3 separate regions of the Homo sapiens genome follow, and all the other regions are linked to region 3. A link is a contact called in ENCODE Hi-C or POLR2A ChIA-PET data. All regions are on one chromosome and are shown on one strand. The core of a region is the stretch at or near the end of the contact, and the rest is flanking DNA. Distances in the headings are between cores, read along the strand shown.

Region 1 (2,876 bases), core at 81-2,580, 350 kb after region 3:
CATATGTATCAAATAAGCCTATTTGTAAGTTCTTCCAGTCTTGAATTGTAGTGTTTCTGTGAAGTTTGTAACTTTTTAAGCTTCTTTTATTTATTTATTTTTTATCTAATATCAGTCACTCAAATTTCCTTTGTCAGCATTACATAGGATAAAGGAGACCTATCAAAAACTTTTGGAATCCAAGGACAAAGAACATTCTTTTTTTTTTTTTTTTTTTAAATCCATAGTCACCATCAACTTCTGTTGGGAGAACAGAGAAAGATAGACTAAGAGAAACAGAGATAGAAAATGTTTAATCCTGTATTGTGGCTTACTGTAGCTCTTCATATTCCCTTGAATTTTAGACTAGATTTCCTCCAAAATTCTGTGAACTTGGGGATATATATGATTGCCAGATGTCTGACACCTTTCTAGATTTGGAACTGTCTGGAATCTAATTTCTTCTGCTAACCCATAGTATATGAAAGAAAGTAACACACACACTATTAAGACAAACTAGAAAATATCATAAAGAGGCTGGATGCAGTGGCTCATGCCTGTAATCCCAGCACTTTGGGAGGCCGAGGTGGGTGGATCACTTGAGGCCGGGAATTGGAGACCAGTCTGGCAAACATGGCAAAACCCAGTCTACACTAAAAATACAAAAATTAGCCAGACGTGATGGCGTATGCCTGTAGTCCCAGCTGTTGGGGAGGCTGAGGCACGAGAATTGCTTGAACCCGGGAGGTGGAGGTTGCAGTGAGCCGAAATTGCGCCACTGCACTCCAGCCTAGGTGACAGAGACTCTGTCTCAAAAAAAAAAAGAGACCGGGCGCGGTGGCTCACGCCTGTAATCCCAGCACTTTGGGAGGCTGAGGTGGGCGGATCACGAGGTCAGGGATGGAGACCATCCTGGCTAACACAGTGAAACCCCATCTCTACTAAAAATACTACTTGGGAGGCTGAGGCAGGAGAATGGCGTGAACCCGGGAGGCAGAGCTTGCAGTGAGTCGAGATTTGGGCCACTGCACTCCAGCCTGGGTGACAGAGTGAGACTCCGTCTCAAAAAAAAAAAAAAAAAGAAAAAAAAGAAAAAAGAAAATCTCAAAATCTCATAAAGAGAATGGGAAAAGGCTGCATTTGTCTTGGAATTTATAAATGTATTCAAAAATTTTTTTCATCTTTGTTGATGCATATTTCTGTAATAGTTTTTTCCTGTCTTAATTTTCTCTCATAAAAGGAAAAGATTTGATATTCCTGAGTCATCACTCTCCTGAAATCTCAGTTTTACTCAGACCTGTGCTATATAGAGTATTATGTTCATGCCCATGTCTGATGTGGAGGGAGAGACACAGACAGGAGAGTGGGTGACTGACTCAGATGTAAATGATCTTATTATACTTGAGCTGCAACCACACCTAGAAACCTTGACAACAACAGGGCCTGTGTTTGATATATCTCACTTGTTAAATCCTGTCTGGATTTTAGTATGTCATATGTGTGTTCATCAGCAAAATTGAACAGGTGCTGGAACAATTGCAAAGCTTTAATCAGACTTATGATTACACTGTTTCTCGTTATGATTAAACTGTTTCTCATTTTGGCCAAAGAATATGACACAATAACTAAAACAAATTTCTAGTTGTTTCTTGTGTTGTTTATTCTGTTCAGAGGTTTCTTTTCTTTTTCTTTTTTATTTCTTAGACAAGGTCTCATTGTGTTGCCCAGGCTGGAGTGCAGTGGCACAGTCTTGGCTCATTGCACCCTCTGCTTCCCAACCTCAAGCTATCCTCCCACCTCAGCCTCCTAAGTAGCTGGGACTACAGATGTGTGCCACCATGCCTGGCTAATTTTTTTTTGGTCTTTTTTTGTAGAGATGGGGCTTCACCAAGTTGCCCAGGCTGGTCTCAAACTCCTGGGCTCAAGCGATTCACTCACCTCAGCTTCCCAAAGTGATGGGATTATAGGCGTGAGCCACCGTGCCTGTCCCAGAGGTGTCAATGCTACATATACATCCTCCACCAAGATAGAGTCATGGGTAAATTAATTAAGGTTAAGAGACAATTTCAATGTCTTATGCCAAGCTGTTAAAGTTTTTTTTTTTCCCCCTTTTTTATTTATTTTTGAGACAGAGTCTCGCTGTCACCTAGGCTGGAGTGCAGTGGCGCAATCTTGGCTCACCGCAACTTCCGCTCCCCAGGTTCAAGCAATTCTCCTGCCTCAGCCTCTCAAGTAGCTGGGGTTACAGCCACCCGCCATCACGCCAGCTAATTTTTGTATTTTTGGTAGAGAAGGGGTTTCGTCATGTTGGCCAGGCTGTTCTCGAACTCCTGACCTCAGGTGATCCGCCAGCCTCGGCCTCCCAAAGTGCTGGGATTACAAGCATGAGCCACCGCTCTCAGCCTATTAATGTTTCAAAAATAGCTTTTCCCTCATTATAAAAATAGCACATGTTGGGCCGGTCATGGTGTCTCACACTTGTAATCCCAGCACTTTGGGAGGCTGAGGTGGGAGGATCACTTGAGTCCAGGAGTTCGAGACCAGCCTGGCCAATGTGGATGAAACCCTGTCTCTACTAATAATACAAACATTAGCTGGGCATAGTGGCACACGCCTGTAGTCCCAGCTACTCAGGAGGCTGAGGCAGGAGAATCACTTGAGCCTGGGAGGCAGAGGTTGCAGTGAGCTGAGGTAGTGCCAATGAACTCCAGTCTGGGCGACAGAGTGAGACTCAGCCTTTAAAAAAAAAAAAAAAAAAAAGGAGGCTGGGCATGGTGGCTCACGCTTGTAATTCCAGCGCTTTGGGAGGAGGAGGCTGGCAGACCACGAGGTCAGGACATCGAGACCATCCTGGCCAACATGGTGAAACCTCGTCTCTACTAAAATACAAAAAATTA
Region 2 (2,843 bases), core at 108-2,607, 480 kb after region 3:
GCTCACGCCTGTAATCCCAGCACTTTGGGAGGCTGAGGCGGGTGGATCACAAGGTCAGGAGATCGAGACCATCCTGGCTAACACAGTGAACCCCGTCTCTACTAAAAATACAAAAAATTAGCCGGGCGTGGTGGCAGCGCCTGAAGTCCCAACACTTTGGGAGGCCGAGGCGGGTGGATCACAAGGTCAGGAGATCGAGACCATCCTGGCTAACACAGTGAACCCCGTCTCTACTAAAAATACAAAAAATTAGCCGGGCGTGGTGGCAGCGCCTGTAGTCCCAGCTACTCGGGAGGCTGAGGCAGGAGAATGGCGTGAACCTGGAAGGCAGAGCTTGCAGTGAGCCGAGACCGCGCCACTGCATTCCAGCCTGGGCAACAGAGCCAGACTCCGTCTCAAATAAATAAATAAATAAATAAATAAAACAGTTGTGGCCAGGTGTGTTGGCTCATACCTGTAATCTTCACACTTTGGGAGGCTGAGGTGGGAGGATTGCTTGAGCCTAGGAGGGGACCAGCCTGTGCAATATAGCGAGACCCCATCTCTACAAAAAATTAAAAAGTTAGCTGACTGTGGTAGTGCATGTCTGTTGTTCCAGCTACTTGAGAGGCTGAGGTGGGAGGATCGCTTGATCCCCAGAGGTCAAGGCTGCAGTGAGCCGAGATCAATCAACCGTACTCCAACCTGGGAGACAGAGTGAGGCCCCATCTCTTTAAAAAAAAAAAAAAAAAAAAAAGCAAACAAAAAGTTGTACCACTCTTGCAGGGAAAAATTAGCCTAATAGCCTAATATTTTACAGGATTTAGTTGCATCTTTCTTTGTACACTGCCTGAGATGTTACAGCATACATCATAAAGCACATCTTGGGTCAAGGCTGTCACTCTGCACTTGCTGTCTTGTATGCACCTGGTTTCTGGGATAACTTCTAGAGTGCACCAGCCAGTCAGCTTCTTTGGGAGGCACTCAATACGTAACTGTTTGAATTACTGAACTGATGAAAATTTAGAGCTGCTCTTTTTGAGGGATTTAATAAAAAGGATTAAGGAGTAAAATATGTCAGATATTTTGGCTTTATTTATAGTATCATATAGTCTGGAAAATATGGTAAATAGTTGGCATGGGAAATAATTTGTCTTTTGTTCACAAATCACCTGATAAGATGTCAGTCACCCTAAAATTTGCTTATTGAATTATGTACACTAATTTCTATCTTGTGAATTAGAAAATTTAAATTCTCTAAATTGGTAGCAATCTATGGTTCTTTTAGTGCTTGTGGCCTTTTTCAGAGTCTTTTAGACTGCTTGAATTACTGCCATCCAGTTCCCTTTATGTGCTGAAATCATTTACTAATGTCATGAGGCAATTACCTCAGCTCTTTCTTTGTAGGGGTTCTTTGTGTAATGCTATTACTCATTCATACGGAAAAGCACAACGCAAAAACTACAGCATATATTTTTTCCCTCTAAGCTTTTTCCGCACCCTTGTGGACTTACCCTTTGCTGCGTTCTGAGAGTGCACAGATGACCAAATAGACCACATAATGACCCTAAAGCACAGTAAGCTATTTCAACTAGCTTAAATTTAGAAGTCTGTCTCACACAGGACTCTGCTTGAGAGTAGCTAGAGTAATTCATAGGGCCAGAAGACAAGGAGAATTTCCCTCCTTTTTTGGTTTTTGTTTTTTTTTTTTTTTTTTTTTTTTTTTTTTTTTTTTGACACAGTCTCTGTCACCCAGGCTGGAGTATAGTGGCTCAATCACAATTCACTGCAGTCTCAAACTCCCAGGGTCAAGCAGTCCTCCCACCTCAGCCTCTCTAGTAGCTGGAACTGCAGGTGCATGCTGCCACACCCGGCTAATATTTTTATTTTTTGTAGAGTTGGAGATGGGGTCTCACTGTGTTGCTCAAGCTGGCCTCAAACTCCTGGGCTCAAGAGATTCTCCAAAGTGTTGGGATTATAGGCATGAGCCACCACACCCTGCTCTATATTTCTATATATGAAAATGATACCCAGCAACAGATTGGGATATTATCCTTTTAACCTACTTTAATAATGCTTCATGGAATTATAGTACATTATGGTATGCAAAGAACTTTCACATACTAATGACCGCCCTGTGTCATTTGTTTCTCATAAATACTCTGTAAAGTAGGAAGGGCAGATTTAGAGATAAGGAAATAAGCAAGTTCATAGTCGCTAAGTAATTTGCCCCAGGTCAAATAGCAATTAAGTGTCAAACTCAAAATCTTGATTGTGTTCATTATTCCACTGAAGTGTCATGTTTATTTAGAAAATTCTATTTACTTTATAGCCGCGACTCATGCCTATAATCCCAGCACTTTGGGAGGCTGAGGCCCGAGGATCCTTTCAGCCCAGGAGTTTGAGACCAGCCTGGGCAACATAGCAAGAGTTATCATCTCTACAAATAATTTTTTTTAATTCCTTCATAGTGCTAAATAAAATAAAAATTTTAAAAATTAGCTGGGTATGGTAGTGTGTGCCTGTGGTTGTAGCCACTCAGGAGGCTGAGGTGGGAGAATCACTTCAGTCAAGGCTGCAGTGAACCATAATCACAGCACTGTACTCCAGCCTGGGTGACAGAGTGAAACCTCAACTGAAAAAAAAAAAAAAAAATTCCTCTTTCCCTAATAGATACTCACGTGTATGCATGGTACTGGAATGAGCATTTTTACAACCAAATTAAATAACTGTTGTCTTCTGAATGGTTATAGTCCTAAATATGTATCAGTCAGTTAATTTGAACTTAGAATACCTGCTGATTTACCAGGTTGGGGAGTCTTTCCTAAATATTCTAATTTTAACCTAAACCACAAAGTAAACAA
Region 3 (2,837 bases), core at 132-2,631:
AATATTCATATCTTAAATAGAGTGCTCTACACAGAGAAGAAAGGACAGTCCTCTGAAAAGGCAGTAATAGTGAGTGAGTGAGAAAAGATTCTAGACACTCTTCTAGCATAATTTTGACAGCTTTGCAAGCCAGCATAAAACCTCCCACTGTGTCTTCAGGGGGAGGAACAGCTGGCAGGGTACCGAGAGGGGCAGTGCAGTGTGTGCTGCCCTCTCACGTAGAGTGCCATGTTCTCTCTCAACATTCATCAGCAAAACGCTGTGAGGAGGCCTGGGACTTGGTTGTCCCGTACACAGTGAGGGCAGACAGTTGTTCCCTAGGGCCAGTCACATCTCCTTGCCTCTTCCTTCCCTATCCTCTCCTCTGGGAACGTTTAGGGGATGATTTCTTTCAAATGGGAGGACATAAAGCCTAAGAGATCTCTGAGTCTCTTGAAGTAGAAAGGCCTGATACTTCTCACAGGGTCCACTAAGCTCTGCTCTCAGAACGACACCCTTTTTGAGAATGAACCTGTAACTTCATTGGTACCAAGTCTTACCAAGTAAGCTCTGTGGCCAGTGTTCAAAGTGTACAGAATCCTTAAAGACCTCTATCATTTCTTTTTACTTTATTAAGCTAAAATTTGAAATGAATTGAATCTCTACCTTAGATGTCCTCTTTTCAATAACAGACAGGCACTAAGAAACAGTTTTTTCCAGGATGTGTGGGATCCAAAAATCTATTCTGAGTGAACAAGTTTATTCTTAGCTGTATGTAATTTCCCAAAGTGGAGAAACAACTTCTGTTCATAGTCTGCAGCCATGAGACCAGTTCTGCCAGCAGGTCTTCCTATAAACATTTACTAAAGTATCTGTATATTTGCCTGCAGACTGTAAAGGGGAACTCTGAGGAAGAGCAAATAAATTGCCCTTAAATAACAGTGGAGATGTAACTGGGTTCCACCAGGCTCTGTACACCATGATCATCTGAGCTGTGGACCAGAGGCAAACAGCCAGGCCAGTTTACTCTGGTCATTACACAATGCTCAAAACCCGAGGTGTGTGACTATGCAGATAGGGCCGTCTACTACTATACTACTATTCTACTGCTGAGTGACCAGTGCCAAAGGAGTAGGCATGGGTCTGAGGCAGAGACAGAGACAGCTTTACCTCTGTTTCCTCTCCCTGGTGCCAAAGGAGACCTAAGTGAGGTGTGCCCTTTCACACACCACTCATCCGCTCACCCCGTGGAACTTGAGTGGGGAGGGATCCCCACCCAGTACAAGGAAGTCTGGCCAAGCAGTTGAACGAGGGATGCAAGACTGCATTGAGAATTCAAATAGTCACAAGAACAGATTTTAGTTCCTGTATTTCCCCAGGTCCTGGGTTACACAGAATCCATCACCAAGTTAGATTTGCTAGCCGTTCTTGATCCCCAACCACAACCTGAGCACTCACATCTAGGCAGCATTGCTGTCAGAGAGGAAAGTAACCCTGTGGGGTTTGCTACTTTGTGAGACTCCAGATACTGACAAAGAAAGTGCTGATGGCAGCATCAGCCAACCTTCAAGGCCAGAACACAGCCATGCGGAGCACATGTACAGATTCAATCACCATGACCCCGCCCATTCTTCCTGGACTTGCTTTCTCTTTCTGCTTTCTTTACCTTTTGTTCCTTTTCAATAAACCTTACTCTTCTCATAAATCTCTGCCTCCTTTAAAATTTTCATGTTTTATCTTTTTCACCTTGCTCACCTTTTAAATCCACTCTTTAAATCCTGGATTCTCCCCTTTCCTCCTTTTGTTCCAAACCCTCCCTGATGTCCCCTCCTCTTCATACTTTGTGTGCAGTAAAACTTTTATCTGTGGACCAATCATGCTCACAGTCAGAGGTATAAGCACGGCAGATATGAGCATGAGTTGGGAGCAGCACAAACCACCTTAAAACTCATTCTATTTATTGAGTTTCTCTCAAATGCTAAAACTTTTGAAACACAACCCTGCTACTTAAAAGAGCACTAGAGGAGAAAGACACTAAAGAAGTGTGGGTAATCCAAACGAGTGAAGTAGCCCCTCATTAGCAAGCTAGTCAATTAAAACAAGTCAGCTAACAAACCTAAAATAAGTTTTGCATTTTTAATAAACATTTTTTGGCTTATTTTTATGGGAATATATATTTGCCCATAGAAGAGGAAAAGACGACTTTTAAAACTTGGGTAATAAAAGCAGATTATAGATTGAGGAGCCTAGCTCTGTTGCCCAGGCTGGAGTACAGTGGCGCGATCTTGGCTCACTGCAACCTCCACCTCCCGGGTTCAAGCAATTCTCCTGCCTCAGCCTCCCAAGTAGCTGGGATTACAGGTGCCTGCCATCATGCTCAGCTAATTTTTGTATTCTTAGTAGAGACAGGCTTTCACCATGTTGGCCAGGCTGGTCTCAAACTCTTGACCTCGTGATCTGCCCGCCTTGGCCTCCCAAAGTGCTGGGATTATAGGTGTGAGCCACCATGCCTGGCCAATTTTTTTTTTTTTTTTTTTTTTTTGAGATGGAATCTCACTCTGTCACACAGGCTGGAGAGCAGTGGTGTGATCTTGGCTCACTGCAACCTCTGCTTCCCGGGTTCAAGTGATTCTCCTGCCTCAGCCTCCCAAGTAGCTGGGACTACAGGCACGCACTACTGCGCCCAGCTAATTTTTGTATTTTTAGAGACAGGGTTTCACCATGTTGGCCAGGCTGGTCTCGAACTCCTGACCTCGTGATCCGCCTGCCTCGGCCCCCCAAAGTGCTGGGATTATAGCTGTGAGTCACCGTGCCTGGCCTCAATTCTTAATATCTAATGTTATACCCTTAGTATAAGT

What was found. A loop is a pair of places that touch in the nucleus more often than their neighbours do. ChIA-PET counts read pairs that join two places held with the same protein, here RNA polymerase II (POLR2A). Pooled maps may share reads with other maps.
Region 1: a pooled map shows a loop between it and region 3 (17-fold over the local background). The contact joins two enhancer-like sites. A Hi-C loop is called at or near these places in 4 of 50 pooled maps. POLR2A ChIA-PET finds 5 or more read pairs at or near these places in 3 of 52 experiments (GM10248, T-cell and activated CD4-positive, alpha-beta T cell).
Region 2: a loop to region 3 is called in a pooled map, with 4 times the contacts of the local background. The contact joins two enhancer-like sites. A Hi-C loop is called at or near these places in 2 of 50 pooled maps. POLR2A ChIA-PET finds 5 or more read pairs at or near these places in 2 of 52 experiments (B cell and OCI-LY7).

What each region holds. Positions count from the first base shown.
Region 1 is chr12:50,541,206-50,544,081 of GRCh38, forward strand. All of the region lies in intron 1 of DIP2B (disco interacting protein 2 homolog B), which reads left to right. Among named protein-coding and RNA genes, the nearest start is that of DIP2B, 38 kb to the left of the region's middle. Within about 2 kb of position 1,331, at least 4 of the 41 ENCODE cell types and tissues checked have a DNase peak (open chromatin) inside an H3K27ac peak, as active enhancers do.
Region 2 is chr12:50,663,159-50,666,001 of GRCh38, forward strand. All of the region lies in intron 4 of DIP2B (disco interacting protein 2 homolog B), which reads left to right. Among named protein-coding and RNA genes, the nearest start is that of ATF1, 100 kb to the right of the region's middle. Within about 2 kb of position 1,358, at least 2 of the 41 ENCODE cell types and tissues checked have a DNase peak (open chromatin) inside an H3K27ac peak, as active enhancers do.
Region 3 is chr12:50,187,515-50,190,351 of GRCh38, forward strand. All of the region lies in intron 9 of LIMA1 (LIM domain and actin binding 1), which reads right to left. Among named protein-coding and RNA genes, the nearest start is that of CERS5, 22 kb to the left of the region's middle. Within about 2 kb of position 1,382, at least 10 of the 41 ENCODE cell types and tissues checked have a DNase peak (open chromatin) inside an H3K27ac peak, as active enhancers do.